5 separate regions of the Mus musculus genome follow, and all the other regions are linked to region 2. The links are chromatin loops, found by intact Hi-C in ENCODE. Cell type or tissue: left cerebral cortex. All regions are shown on one strand. Each heading gives the region's core, and the rest is flanking DNA. Links, peaks and the distances in the headings are about the cores only.

Region 1 (6,084 bases), core at 1,370-5,369, 92 kb after region 2:
ATGTATATGTTTCTATTTTCCTCATGCCAGGATTACAAATGTGTCCTGCTTTCTCTTGGCTTTCCCATGGGCACTGGGGATCTGAAGTCAGATTCTCATGTTTCATGCCAAACACTTTATCCACTTAGCTTTCTCTATAATCCCACTCCGATGCGTCTCTCAGTCACACCCCCAGAATTTTCTGCCCTAGTTCATATAATCTTGTCTCACATGCCTTTGTGGAAGTGTTGCTTTGTCTAAATGTTTAAGTGCATGTTTTGGTCATTTCTTTGGACTTCGATTTTATGACGAACCCCATGTAAACCCCATGTACATACAATTAATAAATTTTATGTCTCAGTTATTCAGCAGATATTGTATAAATTGGATCTCCAGATTCAGCCAAATAACCCACATGAGGACTAAATAGTATGAAGAGATAATCTTAGATTTTCTTATTCTCTTGCCTTCCTTCCTTTCCTGCCTCTGTACTCGGCGTCATGTATCATAAGATATATTTAAGAGCTAGTAACCTGAAAGGTGTCATTTCTAATCTTTAGGAGGCCTATCACACTACAATTTTTCTGTGTGTTACGATCAGACTATGACTTACTCTAAGTTATTCCATACTGGATAAAATTAGTTTCCAGGCCATGTGTTGCCCTGGGAGACAATTTCACAAGCAGCTTTTGATCCCATATTGAAGGACTGTGACTATGTCTCTTGGTCAGACTTACAAATGACACCAGCTGTCAAATACCACCTATCCAGAATAGATCTATGTTATAAGAGTAAATATTAATAATTAAGATCAGACTAAAAGGTCCTGCATTCATTCACATTGGCCAGATTGTGTAGGTGAGACCACTGGATATTGTAAGTTATTGTTACTCAGTAAAAATTCTGACATTGTGCAAAAGCATAAACATATTTATCTGTTTCTAGCATAGCAAGCTCCTGGCATCCAGATTCCTCCTTATGAAAATGAGAGCGTGAAACAGCACCCTTAGCAAAATCAAAATACTCAGTGAATAAACACAGAGCTTGCATGGAGAGTTGATGATGGTTTTATTTTCAAAACTGTAATTAAATGAGATAAAAATATATGGTTAAAGTTTCTGAAACATTTTAAATTCAACATACATAACAGCTGCTCCTCATCTGAGAGATTTCCTTCTGTACAAATCCTTGTTTTTCCTGTCCTTCAGTGTTCTTCAACCAGTGCACAGCAGATAAGTGCCTACTGTCCCAAGAAACTTATTATAGTTGCTTATTCTCACAGCCTTGATTTGCCTAAAATAACTCTAAGGCCACATATGTCCAGCTACTTAGGAACATGAATTCAAGTATGACTAGCATATTTTTCATAAGTCAGCAATCACCATTTTATTGTTTCTATGTCCTAAAACTGAGTATGTTACATGGAAATTTCTGTTTATTTTGGAAGCAAAGCTTCTTGGCCAAGCTGAAAGACTTCCAGAAACTGACAACTTCTGCCTCTGCACTTCAGCACTGGGCACCACAGCTGCTTGAAGGGGGAGGGGGGCCTACTTCTAAGGATGGAACTTAGAGAAAGTTAAGTTACATGAACCAATGTGTTTCTAGTTTTACTTCTGAGCAGGAAGCCAGAGCCTACCACTCCCACCGAAGGCCTCTGGCGTACTTCCATTAACTGCAAAGCAAATTTGACCCTGAATGCATAGCCCAGGCTTGTATCTCCGGCAGAGTTACAACTGAAAAGTCACAGAAGGAGCACGGTTGGGATAAAGGGATTCATTTCACTTTAAAGAGATGCTTTTCTATGAGCTGTTGTGTGGCTGGTAGATTGGTAGACTCTCTGGTTTGATCATGATCTGTGACTCTTGCATCTCCATTTATAATAGACTCCCAAGGATTTTCGTATAGGTTACTGACTTTGTCATAGTCTCTTGACACGTGACTTTTCACCCTTTTCTTCAGATAATAATCATTCTAGTGTTCCTTTGGTCTAGTGTCTCATTTGCTTTTAAGGTGGCCTTTTCATCTAGGAGACAGGACCAATGGATTGCAACTTGCAGGTTATAGTTTTCACTGGGGAAAAGAAAAGGTTATGAAGTGAATATCCAAATGAAGATTTATGTTTCTTTCTATAAAGGCTGTAATGAGCCTAACTTTGTGTACCATAGAATTCTTACACTAGACAAAGAACATATAAATGTATGGTATATCACTGACTAGTGTATAGAAACTGTGAATGCATTAGGTCCCCTCAAATCCCTGGTGTGAGTCTGTGTTCTGGTCCTGTCAGCATTTGTTTGATAGGAGGGATGGATGAAAGTAATGGTATTTCTTTTGCAAAGCAGTGTTACTATTTCATGTGCTAAGTGTCCCCTACTCCTAGTAGTTCGGTGTCAGATAGTTTTTTTGTTTTAATTTGTTTTATTCATTTGTTATTAAATACTTTCTTTATTTGCATTTCAAATGCTATCCCCTTACCTACTTTCCTCTCTGAAAGTCCCCTATACCCTCCTCTATCCCAACTCCCCAAACCAACCAATCCCACTTCCTGGCCCTGGCATTCCCCTGTACTGGGGCATAGAATCTTCCCCAAACCAAGGGCCTCTCCTCCCATTGATGGCCAACTTGGCAGATAGTTTTATGCATTGAATTGGAAGACTTGATAAAGATTGAGTGGATAGTGATCCTGATGATTAATATGAAGAAGTAATCTAGAAAAGATATGGTAGGTTAACTGGAGTCAAGATCCTCTTTAGATCAGCAGGAAAAGGTCTTTTGAGAAAGTTAAATCTGACTTAGACTCCAAAGAATAACCATGTGTCATGAGTGACTGTCCTTCAAGCCAACCAAAGCTTCTTAGGGAGTTCTGATCCATTCCCCTTCTAGAAGATTATCACTACTGAGATGATCAATTATTTACAACCTAACATAGAGAAGCATAATAGGGCAAGCAACTTTCTTCTGAGTATCTGCTGCTCCCTACCATCTGGCAATTCTTCATTGGAATGGAGGAGCAGCTATATGGAGGCTGGGAAGCCCTCATTACTGCTAGATAAGACAATACAGATGCTGCCAACTGGAGGAGAAGTGGCCACACCCCTGTATGTTACCAGCTCACATAGGTGAGAATGCCCAACAAAACTTACTGGTTCCTCACAGTGAAATTTGAAGGAACTGTGCCTTGGTTTGCTATTGGGTCTTAGCAGAAGGGGTCACCTTGCTTTACATTTCTTCCAGGGAAGAATTTTAGCAACACTGTGATATGCTCAAATTGGAAGACCACATCAAATAAAGACATTGGCATACTTAGAGGTCCAAAGATAAGGTCAGCCTTAAGGCTCCTGAAGACTGGAAAGGAAAACATAGTTATCACAGTAAAAATAACAAAGAGAGAAAGTAGCAAAAAGTGAGTTCAGTGATGTAGGCAGGGGGTCAGCTCCCCATTATCCCTTACAGAACACTGTGAAGAGCCCAAGTTTTAGTTTGAAATTCAAGAGTTCAAATTATTTTCCTGTTTGTCTTTGTATTGTGTTAGTGTGAAACCAAAGATAAGAGAATGCAGCTGCCTAACCATTAACACTCCAGTGCAGGATGATATGTGAACAGAGATGAGCTCCTATAGGGAAAACTGCTGGTAATAACAGCTTGCATTTGAGGGCACCTGTCTCTAAAGCAGAACAGCCTTATTTGTGATGCCACATCCAGCTAATCACAGTGACCTCCTGGGCTAGATAGGTGCACATTTTTATGGAGCACACAGGGAAGCTCAAGTGTTTTAAATTGAGTTGTTCTTTGGCTTCTTAAATAGTACAAAGGTCTAGATAAAATAGAGTATGTCAAAGAGATGAAGGGAAGGAACAAACTCAAGTGAGAAATAAAAATAGCTGCCTGGGAAGTCTTACACTTTCAGAGAAAAGGGCAGCAAAGCAAACTTCATTTTCTTGTGAAGCTGAGAAAGTAATAGTTGAGGGTAAGAAAGTGTGAGTGTCACAAGAACTGGGTGAACAATCAGATGCATACTTTTAATTCTGTTATGTAATTCAATGTAGAACAGAGGCTAAATTATGGGCTCTGTGTTGGGAAGATTTGTATTCTAGTTCAAATTCTTCCTTGTGTTCCGTCTGTAGTCTTGGGTATTTTCCATGCTCTCACGTGGCATGAGTAATTGAACTGACTTCACAGAGTGGTTGTAAGAAATAGATATAAAAAATAAGTTTAAGGTCTGTGTGTGGGCTCATTAGAACTGACCTTACATTCTTCTGAAGAGGTATTGTTTATGAAAACAATGAGTTAACTAAAGTAACCCACAGAAGCCTCCTCCTTGGTATGAGATACCGAATATGCAGTCTTTGAGGCTTGCTGGAGTGTTGTTCCTGTAAACAAAAACCAAAGTAGTAATGTTACAAGGAACATGGAATAGGTTAATGGCCTGTTTCACTAAAGGCTGGATTACTGGCCCTGGGAAAATGTGTCTTTGGCCATCCTCACATGCGCTTCTCTCTCTTAGTCGCATTGTAATAATTCCTGCATCAAATTCTGCAGCTCTGCCTCTTCTTCCCAACTACTTCATGGATTATTAAACTTGTCTTCATTTATTTTATTATTGCTTTTATATCTATCCCAAAGTCATATGCTACCTATTTGTAGTTCTACTTCTGACTTGCTGCGTAGTATCAACCTGATTGAATTATGTCACTCTTTAAATATCATCAATATAAAGATGACCAGAAAACATGTTTACTTTTCAATATTAGTCCAGCACCTCCAGGAAGATTCAGCCAGTCAACATGCCAGCATGGGGATGACATTCAAAAGATCTCATCTCTAGCTGAGGAGCTATTGACAGAGAACTTGAGTCCAGTTCCCAGCACCCGCCATCTCCTGTAACCATCATTTCAGGAGACTCAACTGCCTTTTCTGCACACATCAGCACTCATTTGTATATACTCCACATAGACAAACACAGATGCATAAAAAAGTACAATTCTAGTTCCTAAAAAAGGCAAGAGTAAGATACATGTGCTTCTAGCAATCATTTATGATTACTAGTATACCTGAATGTATTTAAGCAGTGGTATGTATATGTAAATATACCTACATAGATACACACTCGTGTATTATAGGATGAACTCCTAAAGCTTTATGCTTAGTGATGAAATGCTCATCATGATACATTTTTATTTCTGATTAAAAATAGCACAGTAGGGCAGGCAATGGATGTGATTCAGTAAATAAAGTGACTACTTAGTGTTCTCAAAGCCCTGGCTCTTCAGCACCACACAAAATTGCCTGACATAGGCACATGTACACAATCTCAGCTCTCTGGAAATAGACGTACGAAGATCATAAGCTCAAGGCTATCCTCAGTTACATAGCAAATCTGAGACCACCCAGGCTGTATGAAATGGTATCTCAAAGAAATTCTTCCAAAAAAAAAAAAAAATAAACACATTTGATTGTAAGGAAGAAAATTTCCTATTTTATTTTTCATTTTTCATGTTGAAAAGTAGTCCAGTGTCTCTTAGACCACAATATTATACAAAGATTTGCTTCTAGGAAATTACCTGAAGCCACAACATTTTAAGTCCTGTGATGATTTCAGCCCATAGACTGGACGGGATAAAGAACTGGGTGAATAGTCTTGGCTTAAAAACATAGCAAAAGAGGCTATGTTTGAGGTTTTATCAGCATGGTGGTGGTCGTGGTGTTGGTGATGGTGTGTGTGTGTGTGTGTGTGTGTGTGTGTGTGTGTGTCTGTCTGTCTGTCTGTCTGTCTGTCTGTCTGCCTGTCTGTGCATGTCTGTGTATATGTGTCTGTGTGTCTGTGTGTGCATGTGTGTAGGTGTCTGTGTGTGTCTCTGTGTGTCTGTGTTCTATGTCCCAACAAAACTTTGACTTTGAAACACAAATGTCACTCTAGTAGATATTTAAACTCACTTTCCCCCAGTCTACATCACTTGATGTAGACCTTTATTTGATGCTCAAAATTGGCAATGGTAGTACTAGTATTTACAGACCACTGACTTTAGAGCAGGCAGTGAGTTAAGTGCTTTGCACACATCATTTTCATCTTCAGAGAGCCATATGAGATGGGAATTATTGACCTGA
Region 2 (6,084 bases), core at 1,095-5,094:
ATGCTCTTTTCAGAGGGTTACCATAGATGAATTTTAGTTTGAAACAAACAGCCTTCAGAATGAGTTAGAATATATATATATATGTTTTTCCACAGTAGAAACTAGAGTCTAATAATGAGAAAAGGTATGGGAAAGGTGAATCTTCATAGGTTTTTCCGTGGGTTTCCAGGAATATCAGAAAGAGCTGTGTTAAAGAGAGCAGTCTAATAATCATAAGAGCAACCAGGTTAAGATGACTCTTCTGTGTTCTCCTCTCTCTCTGTCTCTCTGTCTCTCTATCTCCCTGTCTCCCTGTCTCTCTGTCTCTCTGTCTGTCTCTCTGTCTGTCTCTCTTTCTGTCTCTCTCTCTGCCTCTCTCTGTCTCTCTCTCTGTCTCTTTCTGTGTGTCTCTCTCTCTGTCTCTCTCTGCCTCTCTCTGTGTGTCTCTCTGCCTCTCTCTGTGTGTCTGTGTCTCTGTCTCTGTCTCTCTCTCCTCTCCTCTCTTTGTCTCTCTCTCTCTCTGAAATAGAAGAGAGAGAGATTTGAGTCTGTGACTTGGATGCTGATACTCTTCCATAAATATGGTGTCCATTAGGAACAATGTAGCTGGAGCTAAGAACAGCAACTCAAACTGGCTTAATGTCACTGAATAGCTCTCATATCTGAGAAACACAACAGAAAAAAAGATATTGCTTGGGGAAAATTTTTTTTCATGGATCTATCTTAGATTGAAAGGGGGTTTTATATCAGTAATTTCATAAACCCTATCGTGGGGTTTCATTAACCAAAACTGGGGTACTTTGTTTAGAACTAGCGTAACCAAGGAAATGGACTATTAATTGACTGGGGCCTGGGCATATAACTTTAATGCCATCAAACAGCATAGGTTGTGAGCGTTGAAGGGCTGATTCACCACCAGTGAGTGATGTGTTGCCCTTGCACTACAGTCAAAAACTAGAGATGCCTTTGCAGTTAAGTCTCGAGTAACAGTGATTAAATCAGAAACAGATATCTAACTTAAGCTTGTTAGTGCAAATCAATCAATCATACACATGTGTGCTTCCTATATTTGTTCTCACTCATACTGATGCATCTAAATATAATTTAAAAAATAGCTACTATACCAAACCCCAGAAAGTTGTCAGAGCCATAATCTGTACAACATTTTATCAGTACATATGTGGCATAATGTATTTGCTAAAAGCACAGATATATAACACAAAGAATGAAACTTAGTTTAAGATCTAGCCTTTATTTAATAACAACATATCAATATTGGCTCAACAAGAACAGTATATCTACCCCACTGATTTAAGATGCTCAAAATGGAAGGACCTGTCAGCAAGGCAGAAGTCTATGAGGCCTGTGTACATTCCAGAGTGTTTTGCAAACTACCCTAAAGAAAAGTACATTTATCTAAAAAATCTACCCAGATATCATCTATCTATACTTCTAGATTAAGCAGGGAATATGCCCAGGACAGTGTCTCTCCACACTTCTAGATCCCCTGCAAAGAATATTGGAGATTGCATATAATAGAGGTCTCAAAACTCTGATCAGAAGTTATTTGGGTCAAATATGTTTGGAAATTCAGAATTGTTCTCATTTTACAAAAGAAAAAAATGACCCACAAAGCATGCCCAGCATTATATAACATCCCCAGCTGAGTCCAGGTCAGCACTCCATAATCAAAAGCGTCTCTAATTCTGCAGCAAAGCCCATGAATATTCACAGAGACTAAAAATAGACTCACAGCAGTTCAGGTCAGTTTTTGCCTCCAAATGAGTAGCAACATTTTTGCATTTGTTGAAAGTGCATCTTTCTGGCTGTAACTGGGGATTGTAGTTAAAACCATCCTATGATTTATTTTTAGATGATAGTTGCTTCATGAGTGTCAAGGTATGAGGTCAAGGCCAGAGAAAGAGAGAGGTGCTGATACAGTCCCCCTCCCCACTACATCACCCCTAGTTATGGCTATTCTTTTCCACCCCAACAAATTCTTGCAAAATGGTGAGTTCTTTTCTAAACAAGCCACTTTTATCTTCCCACACTCCCCCTATCCTACCCCAACTTCTAAAATCTAGCATATGTTTTAGGGCCTTGTTATGTATATAGAGTGTCTGGTGGCAGAGACATTAATCTGTTAACCAGAGAACAAAGACTCAGCAAGACAAGAATTCACTTCCTATTTGGATTTGCTCTCATTTTGTGCCTTCAAAGATATGCCAGCCATTGTTAGACTACTCTATGTCTTGCTGTTTAAAATACTCATTTGAGACAGTTTAAAAAAAATAAACTACTGTGGAAGGTAGAAGCCAGGCCAAATAAAAGAAACAGTGCACCCTTTAAGCAGATGTATCTGTCTCTTCTAATATTGGTTTATTCCTGTTCCATTCAACTGAGCAACGAAAGAGAATGTTTATTTGGCACAAACTCTGTAAATTGACTACTGGAAACACAAGCACAGAGCCTTTAAATATCCCTTGCTATTTACTTAATAAATACTAACAACACTAAATCATATTTGTAATGGTGTTATGACAGATAACCAATCATTTCTATAATAATTCTGTTGTAAAAAAGTTTTTTGCTCATAGAAAAGATTATCATTTTAGTACATTATTCATGTTTGAATTTCCTTAGATTATACCCATACAATTTATGAGTTATGTACATTCACAGAGATGTGTTGGCCTCAGAGGTTTACAGCAACAGTGAGTTTCTACATCAAAAGTCTGCCCGAAGAGTCATAGCCCTGTGTATGCTCTTCCTGGAACATATGGGTGACAATTCCAGGAGAGAGAAGGAGAAAATGAACTATAGTTCAGACAGAACCAAAAAATGAGCATAGTCAAATCGTCTGTTTCTTGTCCCAGATGATGTTATTCAATTCAATAAGGCTATATCTTCCCAAGGATTACCTGCACAGGGTGTGGCCTATCTTCCATCCTTAAGGATCACATAGCACACAAGGCAAAGGCTACAGCATGGCAGCCATGATGGCTTACACAAGCATGCTTGTCAGCATGTGTACTGTTACCCTCTACCACCTTCCAGATGTGACCTAGATACAACTCACGTCTAAAATGATATAGTTAGTTTGTGATGACTGGTGCTCTATGCTTTTGTTCAATCTCCTTGAAGCTACGATTGATGCCATTTAGGTCTTTTTTTCCTCTCAAGACCAGGTGCTTAATCAGGCAGTCTATTTGATGTCCTAGGAAGAATGGGTATCACAGTCTTAAATTCTTGAGCATAATAGCAGCACTTTCTTACCTGCCATGAGGATTAAGGAGCTACACAATCCCCAGGTGCAATACCTGGATCCACACAGCTCTTATGAACATATTGGAGTCTGGGGATTTTCGCTTTCCTCTTAACAAACCAGAGTATCCCAATCCTGGTCTTTTCATCAGGAAACGATTCACTGAGTTTGCAACAGATGGCAGTATTTTTAGCAGAAAAGTGCACTGTGGTAAGGTTGTGCTGGAAAAGTGTGTTCCTCATTTCATGAGACAGCTATAGGATGATCTAACACATAGACCAAGAAACTGCAATGTGTCTTTCATCATAGGAAAACTTTATTTGGTATAAAAATGGGGCAAGTTCTGTGCTCAATTCGTAAGTTTAAATATGAATTCTGGAATGTAATGTACGTGACTTAACAGAGATATTTACTAAAATAATACTTTGTTATTCATAAAAAAGTCCAGAAGGTGTTGAGAAATCAGCCTTTTAACAAACATCCTTTATGAAGACTGAAGTGACATAGGAGGCTGTCAAACAATCTTTAGGAAATGACTAGTTACATGTTTTAGTTTGTGTCAGGTTACATTTTATGAAATGGTTATACTCCAGTGAGACCTTTTTTTGTTTGTTTGTTTGTTTCCCTCTCCTTTATTCTTTCACTGCAATCTCAGCTGCATATTTATAATTGTTCAGAAATATCCTGATAATGCCTGCAACCAGCCTCAGTGAAGAAGTCCCTGTCTCTTTGAAGCTGCTCTGTGAATGTGTTATCATCGGATGACCATGCATTATAATCCACATTTCCCTTGTACTTGTTCTGGTCAACTTAATACCTGGGTTTCTGCCTTGCTTCCATGACTTAGCCATGACCTGGGACTCAGTGTTATTTTGTTCTGCTCAGCTCCAGAAAAAAACCTTAAGCTAGCTTCATCTATTATAATCCCCTTGCCCACCTTGATGCTAGCAGCCTGAGTAGTAAGAACTATGCCTTTCTGGGACAGGATCTAAGACATATGAAAAAAATGGGCAGGATTAATTTAGAGAGAGAGAGAGAGAGAGAGAGAGAGAGAGAGAGAGAGAGAGAGAGAGAGAGAGAGAGAGAGAGAGAGCTCCCCTAACTGCATATAATTATGTGACACCTACTGCAGAGTGATTTTTTTATTGGATTTCTTAGGATGCTATTTTTCAGACAAAGATAAGTTGTCTTTGTTTCAGATTTAACAGATGCTTAGTGTGGGAAAGTAAGAGTATAAATAAGAGTAGAGTTGAGTCATCTAAACTCTTCTATTTCTATGCATCTTTGGGTAGTCTAGAAAGTTGAGACTATCCCCAATACTCTATTTTATTTCTGAAATGCTTTCAGGAGAAACTTTAAAACATTGGTTGGTGTCAGCATTTGGAGGCTGATTATGGGATGGATTCCCAGGTATGGCAGTCTCTAGATCGTCCATCCTTTCGTCTCAGCTCCAAACTTTGTCTCTGTAACTCCTTCCATGTGTGTTTTGTTCCCAATTCTAAGAAGGGGCACAGAAGTGGAAGCTCACAGTCAGCTATTGGATGGAACACAGGGCCCTCAGTGAAGGAGCTAGAGAAAGTACCCAAGGAGCTAAAGGGGTCTGCAACCCTATAGGTAGAACAACAATATGAAGTAACCAGTAACCCCCGGAGCTCATGTCTCTAGCTGCATATGTATCAGAAGATGGCCTAGACGACCATCATTGGAAAGAGAGGCCCATTGGTCTTGCAAACTTTATATGCCTCAGTACAGGGGAATGCCAGGGCCAAGAAGTGGGAGTGGGTGGGTAGGGGAGTGGAGGGGGTGGGGTATGGGGGACTTTTGGGATAGCATTGGAAATGTAAATGAAGAAAATACCTAATTTAAAAAAAAAACACTTGTTGATTAACTGACTTTTCATTTTCTCATTAAAAAAAAGAAGACTTTTCCTTTTCTCTATAAAAACTGTAATTTGAAGTTTAAAAAAAAGGGGGGGAGGGGGTTGGCTGGAAAAGGGAATTTGGTGACCTGGCTGGGAGCAATGTTTCTAGTAATTTTCAGTATTTATGAAGAAAGGAAGAAAAGGGTTAGTATCTATACATCTTAGCCTGACCTATTCCTCAAACAAATTTCTGGTTCTGAGAGGGTTTTCTTGTTGTGTCCTTCCCTCCCAAACTTCAAGGGTTTATAAGTCGTCCCTGAGAGAGGGTGAATCTTATTCCCTCTCATTGCAAAGATGTAGTTGACTTAGAAACAAGTCCAACAGAACTTCTCTGGTGTTGTCATTAGAGTCTCGGACCATGGGCTAACTCAGGGGGTTCTACCATATCAGGCTCTGCTACCTCTGTAGCAAGTCAAAACAGTGGTGTGAGGATAAAGCAACAAGACAGATTTTGCATTCAGTGTAGTCACAGTAGGAAGCAAGGGAGGCAGCCTTCTCGTCCTCAGAATACTTCAAGACTTATACATCTATACAAGGAAGGGGCAATGTCAATGAGCAAAAGGAGTTTGCATAAATCAACTTTGTCAGACTATGGTCCCATTGTTCATTATCTCAGCTGTGTGTCTCTAGTAAGATCCTGCTTGTTGCAGACACCGTTCCCATCCAGAGATGATTGGTTCCACTAAGTTTCTTCATGGGAGAATATCTCCCATGTATGGAGCAGTTCCATCCTAGGATGATATGCCACAAGCCTTGCTATTACTGGAACTTACAAATTCTTCAGTACTCTTACCTGGTTGTATTCAGTTCTGAAGAAAGTTGAGAGAGAATAGGATAAATGCAAGGCTAGTCAACATGGTAGTTTCTGCTTTTAAATTCTCAAATATGTATTTAATCTATCATATATATGTGTGTGTAT
Region 3 (6,084 bases), core at 770-4,769, 280 kb after region 2:
TCTGAAGATGGGAACCTCAGAATCATCAATGTGACTAAATCTGATGCTGGAAGTTACACCTGCATAGCCACGAACCATTTTGGAACTGCCAGCAGTACTGGGAATGTGATTGTGAAAGGTAATGGCTAACTCAAAGAACCCGTGTGCCTTTACTTCTAATAATAGAATCACCAGACGTGGCAGCATTCATATTAATATGTATAGATATCACTGTTGCTAGATTAATTCATCACAGCAAGCATGATATGATTAACAATTCTTCGAGAACTGTTGGTAATGAATATGATTGAAAGGCTATCTTATTTCAGCATCGTCCAATACAATTTCAGAATTACAGCCATTGTGTCTATTATAGTATTGTAACGAATGTTATCTGCAGTCCTTTAATTAAATTTCTTTCAAGTCTCTATAGGTTTGAAATTCATGTCTAGGAACCCTGTGCTAACAAATTAAAAACCCATGATTCAAGTACTATTTTTAGCAAACATTGTTTAAGCAACGACACTGGCAGTTTTACAAAAAGCTGCCCTGGGTATTCAGAGATATGGATATGGCTTCTCCAAGTAATAAAGGGTTTTGATCACCTGTGTGCTTTGCTTAAGTCACCCAGCCAACCTTGTCAGTTTGAAGGAAATAAAATGTCCCTCATCTCTTAGTCTGGGTGCTTTATATCTCATGACTGAAAGTCCTTTATGCTCTAAGCACAGCATATGATGTGAGACTGTCCCAACACCAGGTTGATGGCATTGCTGGAAGTGCCGAGAATTGTAAAGGATGAGATCTTAATTTACATTTCATTTGAATTTCTATCACCTCCTGTCTTGCACAGTCGGTCTTAAGATTTTTCAGTTGCGAGGGTACTCAGTGGCGCTTGGACTAATAAAAATAACAGTCAGTGTGGTGACTTGTTGAAGGTCACCACAAATGGAAAGACTTAAGGCCAGAAATTTGACCCAAGCTCTCCCTGGTTCTACTGGTAAAATTGGAGACCATTTTTTTTTTCCTGCTGATACTCAATGCATTCTGATGAATTGCTTCATATTCTTTTTTACTGACCTATTTGTAGATTCCTCTCTGAAGTAAGACAGCCCAAGGCAAGTTAAAATATTCAGAAAGAATATTTACCTCAATTATAACTTAAGCATGAAGCTAAAAAAGTTCACCTAATTATATATGTCAGGGTCATTGGAAGTTGACAGTTTGCTGCCATCTTGAAAGTCCTTTTTATCATGAGTGTACTTATCTATAAAGATGGAGAGTTGGGAGTCAGAGAACATTAGTTAGAAGTAGATCTGTATTTATCTGGACTTCAACTACTTTGGTTTATTAATTCTCTGAGCCAGTAGCATAGGCATCTGCCTGCAGGTTTACTCTGTTTCACGGGGCAAAGGAAAAAGGCACTAGCTAATATTTATAGCATAGAATTCCATCTAGAGACCTTTGGTAATATATGGATATGTCAGCTACCAGAGGAGATTTAGTGATTGACTAGGACCAAGATAGGGAGCCCAAGCTTTCCAAGATGGGCACTAGTCAAGTCCATCCCTGTTAGAGTGATGGTCCTCTTATGCAGATATAAGAGAATACTAGCATGCCATGTTAAGTTATGATTAAAGACCAGGATTAAAGTTGAAAAGATCTGGCTTAAATCTCATTTCTTTGACTTATTATCTCTATGACCTTGAATGTGATTAGTAGCCTATATGGAGATAATAGCCATGCTGGCTTCTGTACATGGTTTCTGCATTTGTGATGATCCACATTAAGTGGCAAGCATGGGTGCCTGAGAATAGTGATGGTTGTTATTGTTCCTGATGTAGTTGTTATTTATATTATAATAAAATGACATTCTATATCACACATTCTATATCATTGAACACTTAATGAAGTTTCTAACCCAGTAGAGTAATTTTAAAAGGCAAGTAGGGAAGAGGTTATAGACATACAACCATAGACATCATATTTCCATGCTGCACTGTGGAGAGTGGGGTATCTTCTCATCAGAGTGCATACTCTGGAGATACTACCAGAAAGATGAAGAAATTATTCTCAACCGACCATTTAATTCTCTGCTGCCTTATTGTTTAGTATCACAGAGTAAAGCTTCCAAATATACCAGAATGAAGTATATCATGGCCACCTCATATTACATATAGATATAAATATTGCTGAGATAATAACTTTTACTTATCTTCATAAACTAATTTATTTGTTGCTATCTAATAAGGCATGGCCAATAATTCCTTAAGTATAATACAAGAGATATAATAAATACAGTTAAGTGTTTCTAACTTTAGTAATCATTTATGTGTTTTGATATGTATTGGGAAAACAATAGTTTACCTGGTGACATATACATGTAGTTCCTAGACAGGGAAGATCTCTGCGGCTCCCTAGCCAGCTCATTCAGCCTACATTGTCCAAGAAAATAAAGTGGGCAGCTCCCAGAGAACAGCATCTGGTTTGCCTACAAAATTCACATACATGTGTACAACATTCATGCCCACCTGGACATATAAATATGTATACCACACACACACATATATATATTTGTACATACAAAAATACCCACAAAGTCCTCCAGATTTTCTGCATGCTTATAATACCAGCACTTGGAATGCTAAGGCAAGAGGGTCAGTGTTGCCAGGTCAGTCTTGGCTCTAGAGAGAATTTGAGGCTAGCCTGAACTACATGAGACACTGTCTCAGGAAACACACACACACACACACACACACACACACACACAACACACACACACTAAAATTTTAAGAACAATATGAGTAAGAGGAAGGCCTGACAGAGGAGGAACGTGGGTAATTTGAAGAGAGAAAGGCAGACATGCTCATGTATAAACAGTTAAATTCAGGTTGTCCCAGCATAGAAACCCACCGTCCACTGGATGTTCATGTGCTTCAATGGTCTCTCTGGACTTGGTCACTGGCACTCAGATAGATCAGCTTCCTTACCCAGGTCTCTGATTCCTGTGCTGTTATGATATGGAGGTGAGGCTATGAACTTCATTTGGTCAGGAGGGTCACAAAAGATAAGAATCCTGTTACCTTAAGTACAGTCCAAAGTGGTTAGGAAGCCCTCATGTGGTATTATGGAGTAGTGCCCATGTGTAGTGAAGACTGTCTATTCTGCCAGTTTCTACCAAGGACATTAAAATAAGCTGAGAAATACAGTCGAGAAATCTGCTCCATAAAGCACAATAAAGGCAGAGGAAAACCGTTCTGAACTCAGCATGAACTGTGCCATGTGCTCGTCCCCCAGCAAATGCTCCAAGCCCACACCTTTAGTGCAACCGTAGCCATTTAGCCTGGAATATGGCACACTGCCATATTTTAATTCACTTTCCAGATCTACAAAGAGACTGATTTATCAGAGAAGATGCTCTCTAACCTTAAAATGTGCTTATGTTCGTTTTGATCTCTTCATATGTCTGGGATTAGAACTCTGGGAAGGTCAGACATCAGAACACATTTTCCTCCTAACCTTTTTACAATAATTGTGTCATTAACCACTCGTTTAAAATTCAATTCTCTTACTCACTACCTCTGGCCCAGTTATTTGGAGAGAGGCTGAAGGTAGATATTTTCAGACACGAGATCAGTGAGTAGAGGAGACGAGGACACATTCTCTACATGAGACAGGAGGTTTGAAATAAACCCCTGGCAAGTATCCATCTAGGGGATAAATATTCAAATTATGCATGAGCAGGCTTCCAGGCTGCAGGATTCTGACAGGTGCCCATGAGACTCTTGATTATCCTCCTACCGTCTGAATTTCTAAGTTTTGCTGATTTTATTTTTTATGCTAGTTGTAGTACACTTGGAATTTGGTTCGCTGTTTGACTCTAAGCAAGAACACTTCTCAAGTCAGACTCCCCAATCCTAGCAGAAAGCACCCTTTAAATGGAGGTATATGTTTATTATTATCAATGTTATTAAGAACTATGAGGATGGCAGCTACCTATACATGCAGTATTGGACTCACTGACATTTTATCTTTGTACCAGAGGTAGCAAGCACTGTGCTCTTTTCCATGGTGGGTGCCTTAGCTACACAGGTTTTATATGACAAATCTTTTTAATTCTCAAGCCTAAGGCAGAGTACCTGAGGTTGTTTGTCTGGGTGTGGACGGACAAGATAACCATGGTAATAACAACCCTATCTTCTATTGATCACCTCCAGGGATCAACATAAAATGCAGGCTTTTAGGCTATGGGTATGATTACCACAGTCATCTTGTCTCACTACCTCCAAAGGGAACTTGTGTAACTGTGGGTAGTGGTTTCAGTCTATGCTTTGACAGGCATCCTCCTACAAATGAAAGACTTTGCCTATGTCCCCTAGCAAGTGAAAATTGGTTAGAGGACTTCACGGGAATGCAGGTCTTCTAGGCCTTGCCCCCAACCTTCTGCATCATCTCACTGAAGGATAAGACCTGAAAAACACTGCATGTCAAATGAGAATTGCAACTGATCTTTGTCCTTACCTGAGCTAGAGAATGTCTGAGTCTGCACACCACGACCAGTGGGTTGTATCCAGCCATCTGCCTGCTTTGACGTCTACCCCAAAGCTAAGAATAGCGGTCACATGTTCAACTGGTTAGGGGAGAGAAACATGATATCTTTAAATGTAGAAATTTTATGAAATTAATATTTCAATATTTATAAATAAAGTATATTTAGAAGTCAGGCAGACATTTTGTTTATATGACTGTGCTTTAAAACTGTAGCAAGATTGTAGAGTTAAAAAGTTGGGTTAAAACATTAACTTTGCCTTTTAGCCTCCATGGCCTTAAATATTTACTGTTCAATCCTTTGTATATAGGCGGATCCTTTCTTTTGATAACTTTTCCTTAAATAATCCTTTAAAGATTGGTGTGAGACATATATATGTGTGTGTGTGTATATATGTATATGTATATATATATATGTGTGTGTGTGTATATATATATGTATATGTATGTATATATATATATGTATATATATATATTCTACCCTGACCATACACAGTTCTGCTTGCACCTTATGGTAATCTTGTGTACTGGAAATTCCTATCTGATGACTAGCTACAATTGGTAGAGAGATTTCTTTCCCAAGACATTCATTAGTCTCACCCCAGAGTCATCAGAGTGAATCATAATTTGGACATACAGTGAAAATACAGAGAGGCAATAGATTATCACCTGTCACAGAACAATAACTTTGGCCAGTCAGTAAACAATGCATTTAGCTTAATTCTACAGGATTTGTGGAGCTTCATATAATTAAAACAAAAAATAGTAGGCTAGGAAGATCCTACAACGTGAAGGACAGTCACTGGGGTTCCTTAACACACAAACCTCTCACTGTGAGCAGCCTAGTCTAGCTGGACTTCTGCCTTACACTTTTCCTAGGCTGCTCCTTTACTGATACAGTGATGTTTCTTTTGAGATAGGCCAACATAACAGTTTAACATCATTTCACCTGAATTTTAAGAGTTCTTTTCATCCATTTATTTTAAGTCATTACAAGTCATTACATAGAATCACAATCATAATAAAACCACAAAAAAAAATTACTTCAAGGGCCTATGAAGGAAGTGATTTTTTTTGTAGGCCTTAATTCAGACTTTATATACTCCCATAAAAAGTTAACTTTGCATTCCTTTGCAACCCTGCACACTGAAGGCACTCTGGGGATTGAGTGAACATTCGATTGATTACTTCCTTGCCAGACACAGTGATCATTGTTCATCTCATCAAAAGTTCATTCATGTCATTTATGTTCAGAAACAACAGCTTCTTCAAGTACCTTCACCCATATGTGTGTGTGTAGTAGTAGTAGTAGTAGTAGTAGTAGCTCAATCACATATATACATGTATAAGAGGTATATGTTTATGTATGATCATATAAATATATACATGTGGTGGTTTGAATAGGAATAAATCACAAAGACTCGTGTGTGTGAGTACTTGACCATAGGGAGTAACAGTGAGGTGGCATGACCTTATTGGAAGAAGTGTGTCACTATGAAGGTAGGCTGAGAGGTCTCCTATGCTCAAGCTATGTCCAATGTCACAGTCTATCCTTACTAC
Region 4 (6,084 bases), core at 1,097-5,096, 160 kb after region 2:
AGAAAAAAAGGAGACATTCTCTTGGATATTTATTGTTCTTTTATAATGTTTCCTCCATTATGATCTTGCTAAAGCACACAGCAAGTGTTCCTAATGTTTCTCCAACCTGCATCAAAGTCTCATGGGGGCCCTAGCAACCACTATTTGTCTTTATGAGTAAATCAGCTTTATTTATGGGCCACTTAATTAACCTAGAGGTCGTAAGTTTTAAAAAGACATTAGAGTATTTCCTTTAGTGTGTACTTGACCTACTTAGAGACTTTTACTGATATTCCAGCATTTAGGCAACAAGCTATGCCGCCCATTTAAATATAATTTTGTATTATTTAAGTACTTCTCCCCTAAATTCTTTGCTTTATTTAAGTCTCACTTTTAATTGCAACTTTGGTGCAGCTTTGTCACAGCAATCGTGTCTTGTTTTTAATTTTCTAACAACATCACAGTTGAGGATCTGTGGGCGTAAAACATGTTTGATGAGAACATCTAAATGACTAAAGGATGTGAGACATTTTTCTAAGCTGTCTTTGCTAATCTGATTTAATAGAGTTTAATGGCTGTGGATATTCTGAAGGTTTGACAAGCTTAGGAACTTGGCAGTCAGCTTCAGACCTCTATTTCAGCCACTTCCATTTCAGGTCTATGGGGGCCAAAGGTCTTGGATGGTCATTTGGCTACTCAGATAGAAAGCATCTGCTTAGTGTTCATGGTGGCCAGTATACTAGGAAGTCAAAAGACCCAGTTTTCAGCCCATTGAAACATAACCTTAGGGAACTCCAGACTAACAAATGCTCTAGTTATATTGTTCATTGGAATTATAAAACTGAATTCTCAACAAAAGAATAACAGATGGAGAAACTAGGGATAAAATAAAGTACTAGAGGTGTACTGCCTAGAAATGTTGGCTTGAGCCAATGGCTTTATTTTTTACTTATGTTCTTATTGGGCTGGGGATATATAGATTAGAGAACTCACAGGAGTCCCTTCTTTTACTTCATCCTGTCAGTCCAATGATTCAACTCAGTCAGGTTTGGCAGCAAGCCCTTTTTACAAGCTGTGCCATCTTGTTGGCCCCAAACTTTTAATCATGTATTGAACCACTAAATACTGAATGAGTAAACCCTTTGTAAGCTTGCCAGTAAGAATGTGGACATTTCTCTGTACTCAGAAATGATATAGTTAAGATGTCTAGTTGAAGTGTGAAACAAGAGTGAGGCTCTATTTCATGATTCACATTCAGTGATATTCCAATGTCACAGAATGGAATTATGTATAGATTGACAGCTTGCATTTGAGGGATGCTTGCACAGTCTTGATAATCATCTTTTAGGAAGACTTGGACAACCTAAAATGAGAAAAGAGTCCCCAGAAGAAGACACTCAGTGCTGCCAAACTCTTCAGGCAAGCCCTGCTTGTAGCCTGTTTAGATAGATAAAATTAAAATTTTCTGCATAAATAAGTTGGCTATTCTAGGATAATTTCTAGATTTTTCTATCATTCCTACTGTATTCTAAACAGTGTTTTGTTTTTGACCATGCTATCTAATTTGTTATTGCTTGTTAAAGAGTGCTTTTACTCTTAAAAGTTAGTTTTTTCATATTTGCTAAACTATTTGAATCCTCTTGTTCTAATAGTCTATTGATTACATTGTTCTTTCAAATATCACTATTGTCCATTTTTCTCAATGTTTAGGGTCAGCCCATTATAGCTTCTGGGCCCACCACCTGTTTTTACTATTAAAGTTTTATTAGCACACACTCACCTGCCCATTGATAGACATTTCTCTATAGCTGTTTCCAAACTACATTGAGAAAGTTTAGACTTTCTGTCAACAAAATCCAAATGAATCCTGTGCTCTCTGACCTTTCTTTAAAAAGTCTTGCTGACTTACGTGACTGTGATGCAATCATTAAATATGAAAAGACTATCAACAGCACCTCTACAGGTTTAAATTAGGGTTAGTATATGCAGAGAGAGAATTTACTAAACGCAATATGAAGATTTTAGTATTTATGAGTATCTTTAAAAGAGACAATATTAGCTTTGCATAGCCTATAATCAATTTCACATACTGGACACAGCAAGTTACTTCATGCATTCAGGTAACCAGACACTCTTCTGGCAAAGCAGGAATCCATGCTTACTCAGTCTTTGTATGTACTGAGACAGCCTTCTAAAAATGTTCTTTCTCCATCTGAACTGTTGAAAAAGGAAGAAAGGAGGTATAGATGTTACTTAAGACAATGCATTTATTTTCATTTTCTTATTGATTTTTGAAACCATTCCAAAATCCTAATAGTAAGACATGATATTCTTCCTTAGCTCTCTCAAGCAGTGAGGAGATAGTTTTGTTTAGACACTCAATATAGTATGAATTATTCTGTTGGTTTGGGGGTAGTGACACTTGAGATATTGTGGTGGTTAGTTTTTATCAACTTGACCCAAGCCAGAGTTACCTGGGAAAAAATGACGTCAGCTAAAATACTGACTCCATCAGATTGGCCCATGGGCATTGAGGAGGGGTATTTTCTGGACTAATGATTGATGTGGGAGGGGCCTAGACCACTGTGGATCATGCCTCCCCTGGGCAGGTCATTTGGCATTGTATAAGAAAGCAGGCTGAACAAGCCAGTAAGCAGTGTTCCTCATGGTTCCTGCCTCTGTTTCTGCTTGAGGGACTGCCCTGACTTCTCTCAATAGTAGACTGTGATGAGAATTTATTCTGTTTTGTTTTTCTTTTTGTTTTTGTTTTTGTTTTTGCTTTTTTGTAAGCCAAATAAAGCTGTTGCTGTCCAAGTCACTTTTGATTTTAGGTTTTAAATCAGCAACAGAAAGAAACCAGGACCGATCCTCAGACACTACATAAGATTTTCCTTCATACCAGTACAGGGGAACGCCAGGGCCAAAAAGGGGGAGTGGGTGGGTAGGGGAGTGGGGGTGGGTGGGTATGGGGGACTTTTGGTATAGCATTGGAAATGTAAATGAGCTAAATGCCTAATAAAAAATGGAAAAAAAAAGAAAGTATAAAAGCATGGGTTTTTTTAAAGGCCACAATGGCACACTTAGCCATGGGAATTTGTACTGAATAATCAGATATTTCCAAATATTTTTCAGTTAATGGAATGCATACCATGTGACTTGTTTTTCAAGAAAGTCAATGTGAGAACATTTTCCAAAATAATTTTGGCAATTATTTTTTTTCAGTAGAAAATCCCACTCAGTGGAAGTTAGTAAATGCTCGTTCCATCTGTGGTTTAATTTAGCAAGCACAGATCCCAGCTAAGGCTGGCGTTGGCAAAAAATCTTTAGGCACACAGTTTTGCAAACTGGCTTCCTTCTGCCAGCACAGTGCTCTGCAAATTGTACTTAAACAAGAGCAGCATGTGGTATGCTTCACTTTCATATTCTGTAAATTGTGATCTAGTTCCTTAAATCCTATCGTCTTACAGACCTGGCATCAACCTTTACTAAGTGACTAGGTTTTAAATGTGGGGCAATCTCTACCTACAAGGTCATCAACAGAATTGTGGCTTTCAATGGCCTTATCATTGGTAGAACTCCATTCCTAGTGTTCCCACCACAATTTGCTCAAGGGCCAGGTGTATTAATGTCAGGTGGGACATCTTTCTTTTGCTCATAATTAGCATAGGGGTGCTCTAAGTGTGCTCTTTAAGCCATCAGCAGCATCACCTGGGAGCAACTTGGAGCTGCAGATCCTCATGCTCCTGCTTTCGTTCTGCTCTGTAAATTAGAACCTCAGGCCCACGAGGTGATTTCAACCACAGGATGAATGGCTGTGATAAACACCCAGGAAGTTCAAGCCAGATATCCTCATGAAATCAACTTTTACTTACATAGTAAGCAATCCATCGTTGTTTAAGTATGCCATATCACCAGGCAACTTTGAGAAGACGGTAGTCTTATAAAAGTCATGAAAACAAGTATCAAGACAATGTTAACTGCAGTGAGCTCCAACCCTGTTTGCCAGACACACGGAATAGTTTATGGCTGATGTTAATATCTATTAAGTTCTACTGTAAAATAGACAGAGCCAAACCTTGCCTTTTGGGAAGGAGTTTCAATTACTTAATGTAACTCTCATAAGTGCTATAGTGGGTCTCTAGTTCCAAAGAACTGAAAATATTGAAGGTGCATTCTCATGAGCCAAGACTTTTTTTCCAACCTCATATAAATATATAGAGGAAAGTGTATATTTTTACACATGGACACAATGAGAAAATCATATAATCCATATAGAAGAGAAGTGTGCTCAAAGAGACTGAAGCACAAACCAAAGAACAAGCATGGGCTGGTCCTAGGCCCCCTGCACACATATAACAGATGCTTAGTTCAGTCTTCATATGGATCCCCCAAACTGCAGTGGGAGATGTCCCTGACTCTGTTGCCTGCCTTTGGATCTCGATAGAGATCTCTAAATAGACCACCTTTGTCTGGCCACAGTAGAAAAAAATGCACCTAGTCCTGCAGTGACCTGACATGTCAGTGTGGGTGGATATCCAGGAGGAGTCTCCACTTTCTCAGAAGAAAAGGGGAAGGAGGGAGAGGCTGTGTGAGGGGGGCAGGTAGAGGGGAACTGCAATCAGGATGTAAAGTAAAAATGAATGAATGAATAAACAAACAAACAAATATAGGAAAAAAGTGTGGCAGAGATGATGTTTCCTGATTAAGCAATGGTATATTTATTTATTTTGGTTATGTGGATATACCTAAACTTTCATCTCCCACCTTTTTTAGTATGGGAAATGGAATCACAAGTAATTCCATCAAGCACCTTGCTCTGTAAACCACCAGACCATCTGTAGACCAATTAAGTTCAACCATTTCCAGGTGGTCAGAGAAATGGCCTAAAAAGATGTGTCTCTGTGTTAAGCAGCCTTTTGTTTTCCCCAAACAGAAAGGCAACAGATTTGACATCTGATGTGAAAGCATAATGCCAAACTAGTTAGAATAGAAGAAATCGCCAAATAAAATACAGCTTATCAGACGTAGCACAAATTAAATGGAGAACTTCGATAGGTGTACCCCGAAAATACCGTTTGCAATATAGTTGAAGAAAAGTGCTTCCCTTACTCATATGATGATAAAATGGGGTTACCCATTATATGCACTGACATTCCTCTAAGCAGCAGTGAAAATCGTGTTTATGTACTGTAACTACTGCTATGTATTCGGATCAACCTGTTTTTACTGATACTCTTTGTTCATAGTTACATAGCTATAAATATGGATCACTCTATAAACCAAGAAACTACACCCATATGGCCAGAAAAACAAGCTATACAGTTTATGTCAGTAAAGGAAAACTACAAGGATATGTAGTAAATGATTCTGATGGCTGGAAACCAGCATGTGCCTCTAACATTATAGGCCATATTAAAAATGATTCCATGCCTCCCATCTCTTCCTCCTTGTCACACATCTCTGTTCATCTCACTTAATTCATGTTCATGAGATAGGCTTTGTGAATGATTCAGAAAAAAATATAAGATTTTCCTTCCTCAAGATACAATTACAATGGAGGAGAAGCCTTACTAATAAGTAGGTATAATGATGATTAAAAACAACAAAAACAAACACACAAACAAAACACAAACCAAAAAAACAGTCTCACTGTTTTTGGGGTGCCATGGACTTTGAAAGATGTTTTAGGTCTGTAGTTATTTACCGAACACCTATTAAGAGACTGAGAATCTAAGGTAGAAATAAAAGGATAAAAAGCACAGCTATATCACCTGGTGGTGTGTTTTCGCATCTGAGTCAGAGCTTCTGAATATCAAATATTCTGAATAACAAATGAGAGAGTCTTATATGGGGATAAGTAACAAGAAGGAAAGGAAATGCTGATAAAAATCAGTGTTTACAACAGAAAAAAGAAAACTACTTGGAGGCTGCATCATTTGAAGTAAGACACATCCACAAAGAGTCACATATATGAAAGTCATCGAGAACACAAGGCAGATGAATGTATGTCCACACAAAGCCTGTCACGGCTCCTTGAAGCATCACTGGCAATAGCTGATTCGGCAGCTCCTCAAAGGCTCACCAGTCAGCGTAGTCATGTTGCCC
Region 5 (6,084 bases), core at 927-4,926, 310 kb after region 2:
TGGTACATGTATGTGGGTGTGCATGCAGAGGTCAAATGTTGACATTGGATGACATCATCCATCACCTTCCTCTTTATTTACTGAGGCAGAATTTTCACTGAACCCAGAGCTCACTGATTGACTAGTCTTGCCAGCCAGCTTGCTCCAAGATCCCATCTGTGCCTCAAACCTCTAGGGTTACAAGAAGGCTCTCATCCCACCCAACTTTTATATGATAAAGAAATCAAACTCTGATCCTCACTGATGCAGAGCAAGAGCTGTTGCTACTGAGCCATCTGTCTAGTCCCAGTCTGCACTCAGATTTTACTTCCTTCTCTTGCCAGTGGTTTAGATTCTTTTCGAGTCCATAGCCTTTCTCATCAGTTTCTCAGTTACTTCTTTTGAGTAATTTTCCCATGACATCTCTTCCTGTTGGAATGTACATTTATGCAGCCCTCTGGCTTGAAATGCCAGAATGTTGCTGGCGCATGAAGTGTCTTTGGATTTAGCGGCTAGCTTGAAGCATCTGGCAATTGCACATAAACTCCTATACTTGAGCATTCATGCTTGAACCAGAAATTACTTTGTCATCTTTCCTGGCTCTTACTAAGCAGCCAGCAGCTCCCTTGGAACAATGACTTATGACAGAGCTCTTTTCCTTAGATGTCACCCTCTTCTAACTCTCAAAACAACTGTTTCCTTTTCTTCCCAGGCAAATCTTTGGTACCAGCACTAATACTATCATGTGTATCTCACACCATGTAACAGGGTTTATGAAGCATATCAAAAATCCGTTGATCCGCACAATGATTCATAAAAATTCCATAGTCCCCCTACAAGGCCAAATGCCATCACCTTGAAAACTGCAGATCACAGATGCCAAATGACTTCTAATTTGGTGATTGATGCACCATTGCTATGTGCCCAGAGTTGACAACTGGAGTCTTAGACACCAGGCTATGAGTTTAATAAAGTTCTTTGTGATGACACTTTTAGAAAAGCTGTCATCAACCCCAACTGATTCTTTAATATATATATTTGCCTCCTGAATTCTAACCACCAGCTACCATGTGTGAATGAGCTATGACCTTGTTTCCAGTAAAGGATATCTCACTCTCCATGTGTTATCTGGGAGTCTCCACCATGGTAAAGTGTTCTATTGGTTCCTGTGGTACCTTGTAGCCTCGAATGAATTAATCCCACTGGAGTTATAAAAAAGAGCTGGTCCTAGTATGGTAACAAAACAAAAGATTATTTTTCTTGCAGAAGATAAATGGAAGTGTTTTATAAATTACAGAGCAATGTGTAAGTAGATCCATACACCTTGCATATCAGGCCTGCATGATAAACGGATTATGAATGATCTAAAGAGTGAATTGGGTTTTCTTACCTACATTTTTGTGAGTAATAATTTATCAGAAAATGTTGCAAATTGGCAAAATCTTCTTCACTTTTTTTTTTCAATGCAGCCTAGGGGATCCATCCAGGGACTTGACACCAGGGACTTGACATCAATTAGACAAATAACGTGTACATGTTTGTTAGAATTTCAGCTGTGGTTTTGCCCTTACTGTCTTTTCTACCAATGATAAGCTGTTGAGTTCTAGTGGGAAATTTCAGTATGCAATTGCCTTTCAACTAAGATGTATCAATAAATGCACATATTTAAAGGCATACACACATATGTATACAGTCATACTTATGAACTTTCAAAGGTAACCTGTTTGAATTTAAGTAACTAGCATGTTTCTAAAATGAGAAAATTATGTTTTCAGTTAATAAAGACCTAGTGATGTAGCTATGTCTTCTTCTGCCCTTTAATAACTCTTGATAATGTAGTCTATCTTCTTTTTTCTACCTCTATTCAGTATTTCCAGACAGCAATAGCATGGAATTGGAGTGTTTTGTTTGTAATAATAGCAAAGGCCATATGTCTTTATAAGTGACTTAAATATAGATTTGGAACCTATGAGATTTGGGTCAAGGCTGAACTCTGACTTAAATTTCAGGCACCATTTTGATTGAAGTATCAACATAATGCACTTTGATCATCTTTGCACCCCCTTTTATACCCTGCCATCTTCTACTGGAAATTTTAAATGTTTGACATACCTTCAGATCTTTATGTCTCCTCCACCTAGTTTTAAAAACATGGAAAGTTGTAACATCACTCTGAAAATAAACTGAATTAAGTTGCTTTGTACTGCTCTGACCTTCCATTGATTTTCTTTTCTTTTTGGGTCAGTAATTCTCAATGAAAAGAAAACTTCCCCTTCTTCTGGTGTAGACAAGTATACTCTTGTGCAGTGACCCTCAACCCTACTCCAGAGACTTGCCCAGGCTTACAAGAGCATTTTCCAACAATTGATATCTTCTCAAAATTTAGAACACTAACAGACCCTTAAATGAGAAAACTACTGATTTTCATTCTCCATCAAGTTTCTAGAAAGCTTACAGAGTCCTCTCTGAAGCAGAGAACACAACAGGAAGAAGAGTCTCATTAGCTCAATTCATGATGATGTCTTGTCCAGCATGCATCCCAACGAGGCATTCTAGCTATCGCCAGGAGTTGAGAAGTTGTTAATAGTTGATTTCTTTTTATAAGATCCCAGAATAGGATTAACTGGAATTACAGACAAGCCCCCAAGATAAGCTAGCTAGAGTGGACCTGACTGCTGGGGGTATGTGGGTTTGGTCAGGATTCTGTATAACAGAAAGCTTTAGAAATCAATCTTACCATGCCAAATAAAGGGAAGCCAGCTAATAATGCCCACCAAGGAATTAATAGCCTCCATCTTAAGCTCTGTGAGTTTCTTACTGTCCTCTTCCCCTATCTATAAGGACACACTGACGTGTGCTTTTGAATGGAAGCGTTACCATCTCTTTCCCGGAGACCTTAAACTCAAGAAACTGAAAACATGCAGAAAATTGCTGACAGGAGCAGGTTAAACAGATCTAACTAAGTGCTGTGGACTCATTCTGCGAGGCTGTAGCACCATCTACTGTCTGAGATGTCATCCTTCTTTTACAGTGAAGCCTGGGTGTGAATGAGCATGGGTGCTCAAGTGTTATTTTGCTTGTAGGCAAGCCAAAAGCTTTGTCTTCAAATTCATTGTTATTGTCTCAAGAAATCTGTGCCATTTCTTGTGGAGTCTAGCAAAATGCTCTCTTATTTTGTAGCATGAGATGCAGTAAATGCCCCCCCCCAACCAAGACTGTATTTCTTTAATCAGCAAAGAGCTCACAGTGCCTTATTTTTGTGTTGCTTATGATGTGAACCACTCTATTTTATTGAGATTAATGAGACTCTTTGGGAACCCTTTTGCCCAGTGACTCATGGGGGAATTACTGATGTGTTGTAAGTGAAAGAAACACACTTATAATTCCTCCTTCCTCAACAGAAAAAAATATCTAATCATTACTTGATGTAAATGTGTATGAATCTTTTTTTTTAATGTTCCATCACAATCGAAGGGATGTCATGGAGTGGTTCTAATTATACTTTAACTTAAAGATGTTCTTTTATTTAATTTGTCATTGAGAAGCATTTTTGAATATCCTTTTAGATTGTCATTTCTTTTAAACCATGAAGAAAGCTTGGAAAAGAAAATGTCAAACCGAGGTGATATATTTAGCCAATTCTCCACCCCATTCCTAGTTACTTACTTGCTAGTCTGATTTAAAAAGAGTATTCTTATTGATCATAGAGGCTTGTAGACCTTCAGAAAATTCTTTGCATTTAGAAAGACATCCCAGCAGAGAGACCCCATGACTCCAACACTGTGCAATTCTAAAAGCAAGAGGTGTGCTTTCCCTGGTGGCATACAAGAGTAAGAGTAAGTGGGTGTACGAGTATGAATGATTTTCAGACAAGTTATAACTTCTTCTTAAAAACAAACAACTTGATCACAATAGTTGAGCCAAGACTTTAGAGACAACCAACTGTGTTGGGGTGTCCTTCAAACAATTCTATTCTTGTAGTAAGTAAACACTCTCTGCTCCACATTGGAACCCGGAAAATTCACTAACCTTGATAATCACAAGAGTGATTGCTGTACAACAAACTTGCCACCCTCGGTTGGCTGGTGACATTTCTATTTCTGCCAGTCACTCTTATTAAACAGCTCTCTTTTGTATTTATTTTCTCAGCTCCTTGATAATGGACCATAAGTATTCTCTCAGAGGTGATTTACAAATTGCTTTACAAAGGAGTCTCCAGTTTCTATTCAGCCTGACTGGGGTGTTTTGTTTTATATCTCATTGCTCAGAGAACCAAGGCACCAATTAAACACCTGGATTCAGGAAAGGGTTTACACACTGCTGCCCTCTTTAGGTCACCAGGTTGAAAAAACCTATAGGACAGTGAGTGTCCTGCACTCCTCCTCAGGCCCCTCTGCCCCCCACCCCCACCCCGCATGCAATGCCTGTCATGCAAATGAGGGCAATTCTGATCAGTCAGCATTCCTTTCTTGCTTGTCTAAGGAACCTTCTCTTTGCTTTTCATTGGGCAGCTTTCATTTTGTCCTTTTGATGTTTATGGCTTTCGAGGAGTGGAGCAACTGTCGGAGCCGGGCAGAGTTAGGAGAGCTTTACTCAAAGGGAGTCTTTAATTGGTTACCATGTGGTGAATGAAGGTGATCTAGATTTGTAGGCTAGCCTTGCTCAGGTAAAATGGAGAATCTGCTGCCAAAGAGGCAGAAGACCCTACATCCTTTGGGGGAGGGCTGTACTCTTTCTGATTCAGGATTCCACTGTAGAGATATTTTCTTTTCTTTCTTGTGATGTGATCATGTCTCTGTTTTCTACAGGTTGGGGTGGGAGCATGGAATTTGTACCTGTAAATAGCAATAATAAAACAAAGTGAAAAAGGAAAACTTGCATGGATTTCTCAAGGAATACTTTCATACTTCATCCATCTCATGTGCCCTTTCAGTTCTCCATCAGAAGGGGTTATTTCCTCTAAGTAGCTCTAAGAGAGTAGTGCAAATTAAGCATGTGCATGGGTGCTCTGTGTGTGTGTGTGTGTGTGTGTGTGTGTGTGTGTGTGTGTGTGTATACACTCAACATGCTCATTTTTACTGACATCATCTTATACAACACAAACGACACATGCTCAAGAGTTAGTGTGAGTGTTACAGTGTAGAATATAAGACAGTGGCCAAGTAGTGGCACAGTCCTGTTATTTTAACACTCTAGAAGCTGAGGCAAAAGGGCAGTACCAGTGCAGGCCAGGCTGTATAGAAGAACACTATTCCAAAAACGAAAGAAAGAAAGAAAGAAAGAAAGAAAGAAAGAGAGAGAGAGAGAGAGAGAGAGAGAGAGAGAGAGAGAGAGAGAGAGAGAGAGAGAAAGGGAGAAAGAAAGAAAGAAAGAAAGAAAGAAAGAAAGAAAGAAAGAAAGAAAGAAAGAAAGAAAGAAGAAAGAAAGAAAGAAAGAGAGAAAGAAAGAGGGAGGGAAAGAGGGAGGGAGGGAGGGAGGAAGGAAGGAAGGAAGGAAGGAAGGAAGGAAGGAAGGAAGGAAGGAAGGAAGGAAGGAAGGAAGGAAGGAAGAGAGGAAGAAAGACCATACAAATAATGACCCAACAGAGTTCAATAATTAGAAAATGAATTCTGTTTCATTTATTTAAGGATGAATAGGTCTCTAAAAGCTAAGTATATTTTAAGCCCCTGAGAATAAGTATTTATTTGTATATCAACTCATTGTTTAAATTTTAGTGGAATAGTCAATTCTGTTTATTCTTTAGAATAAGTATTGTAAAAGGTCAGTTTTTTAGTAGTACCTGCTCTCCAATTAGTGTTAACCGTCTTTTAAGTTTTAGTGTTTGGTGGTGCATTTTATTCTACTTTTCTTCTCATGTAGATATGTGTGTACATGCATTCATTCATTATGCATGTTCTCAAGTGCATGGATGCACATGTTTGCAAGCACATGCATTTGTGTGTGTGTATGTGTGTGTGTGTGTGTGTGTGTGTGTGTGTGTGTGTATGTGTGAAGGCTACAGATTGATACTGGGTATTTTCTTTGGTCATTCTCCACCTTATTATCTGAGTTAGAGTCTTTCAGTTTAACCCGGAGCTTGCTGATCTAGCTAGTCTGACTAGTCAA

Evidence for each region. Hi-C counts contacts between places; a loop is a spot of excess contacts. Peaks named below come from ENCODE experiments on the same cell type or tissue, not always from the same donor. Only the 100,000 strongest peaks of a DNase experiment are listed, where the experiment ranks them.
Region 1: it touches region 2 in a loop (4-fold over the local background); 2 of 42 quality-filtered maps call a loop at or near these places.
Region 3: a loop joins it to region 2, with 2.5 times the contacts of the local background. A loop is called at or near these places in 2 of 42 quality-filtered maps.
Region 4: it touches region 2 in a loop (3-fold over the local background); 2 of 42 quality-filtered maps call a loop at or near these places.
Region 5: a loop joins it to region 2, with 2.8 times the contacts of the local background. A loop is called at or near these places in 2 of 42 quality-filtered maps.

Annotation. Positions count from the first base shown.
Region 1 is chr6:106,425,280-106,431,363 of GRCm38, forward strand. The region is part of intron 7 of Cntn4 (contactin 4); the gene reads left to right. Among named protein-coding and RNA genes, the nearest start is that of Il5ra, 320 kb to the right of the region's middle. In left cerebral cortex, for the core only: no CTCF peak of the experiment used is centred there; DNase peaks (open chromatin) are centred at 1,461 and 3,847; H3K27ac peaks cover 643 bases.
Region 2 is chr6:106,333,580-106,339,663 of GRCm38, forward strand. The region is part of intron 5 of Cntn4 (contactin 4); the gene reads left to right. Among named protein-coding and RNA genes, the nearest start is that of Il5ra, 410 kb to the right of the region's middle. In left cerebral cortex, for the core only: a CTCF peak has its summit at 3,425; DNase peaks (open chromatin) are centred at 1,729, 1,997, 3,010, 3,434 and 1 more place; H3K27ac peaks cover 3,310 bases.
Region 3 is chr6:106,618,292-106,624,375 of GRCm38, forward strand. Cntn4 (contactin 4) reads left to right here. Exons shown (of 26, transcript NM_001109749.1): 15 at 1-118. Among named protein-coding and RNA genes, the nearest start is that of Il5ra, 130 kb to the right of the region's middle. In left cerebral cortex, for the core only: a CTCF peak has its summit at 3,087; a DNase peak (open chromatin) is centred at 3,238.
Region 4 is chr6:106,496,066-106,502,149 of GRCm38, forward strand. All of the region lies in intron 9 of Cntn4 (contactin 4), which reads left to right. Among named protein-coding and RNA genes, the nearest start is that of Il5ra, 250 kb to the right of the region's middle. In left cerebral cortex, for the core only: no CTCF peak of the experiment used is centred there; a DNase peak (open chromatin) is centred at 3,308; H3K27ac peaks cover 1,668 bases.
Region 5 is chr6:106,642,751-106,648,834 of GRCm38, forward strand. The region is part of intron 15 of Cntn4 (contactin 4); the gene reads left to right. Among named protein-coding and RNA genes, the nearest start is that of Il5ra, 100 kb to the right of the region's middle. In left cerebral cortex, for the core only: a CTCF peak has its summit at 2,988 (motif pointing left); a DNase peak (open chromatin) is centred at 2,975.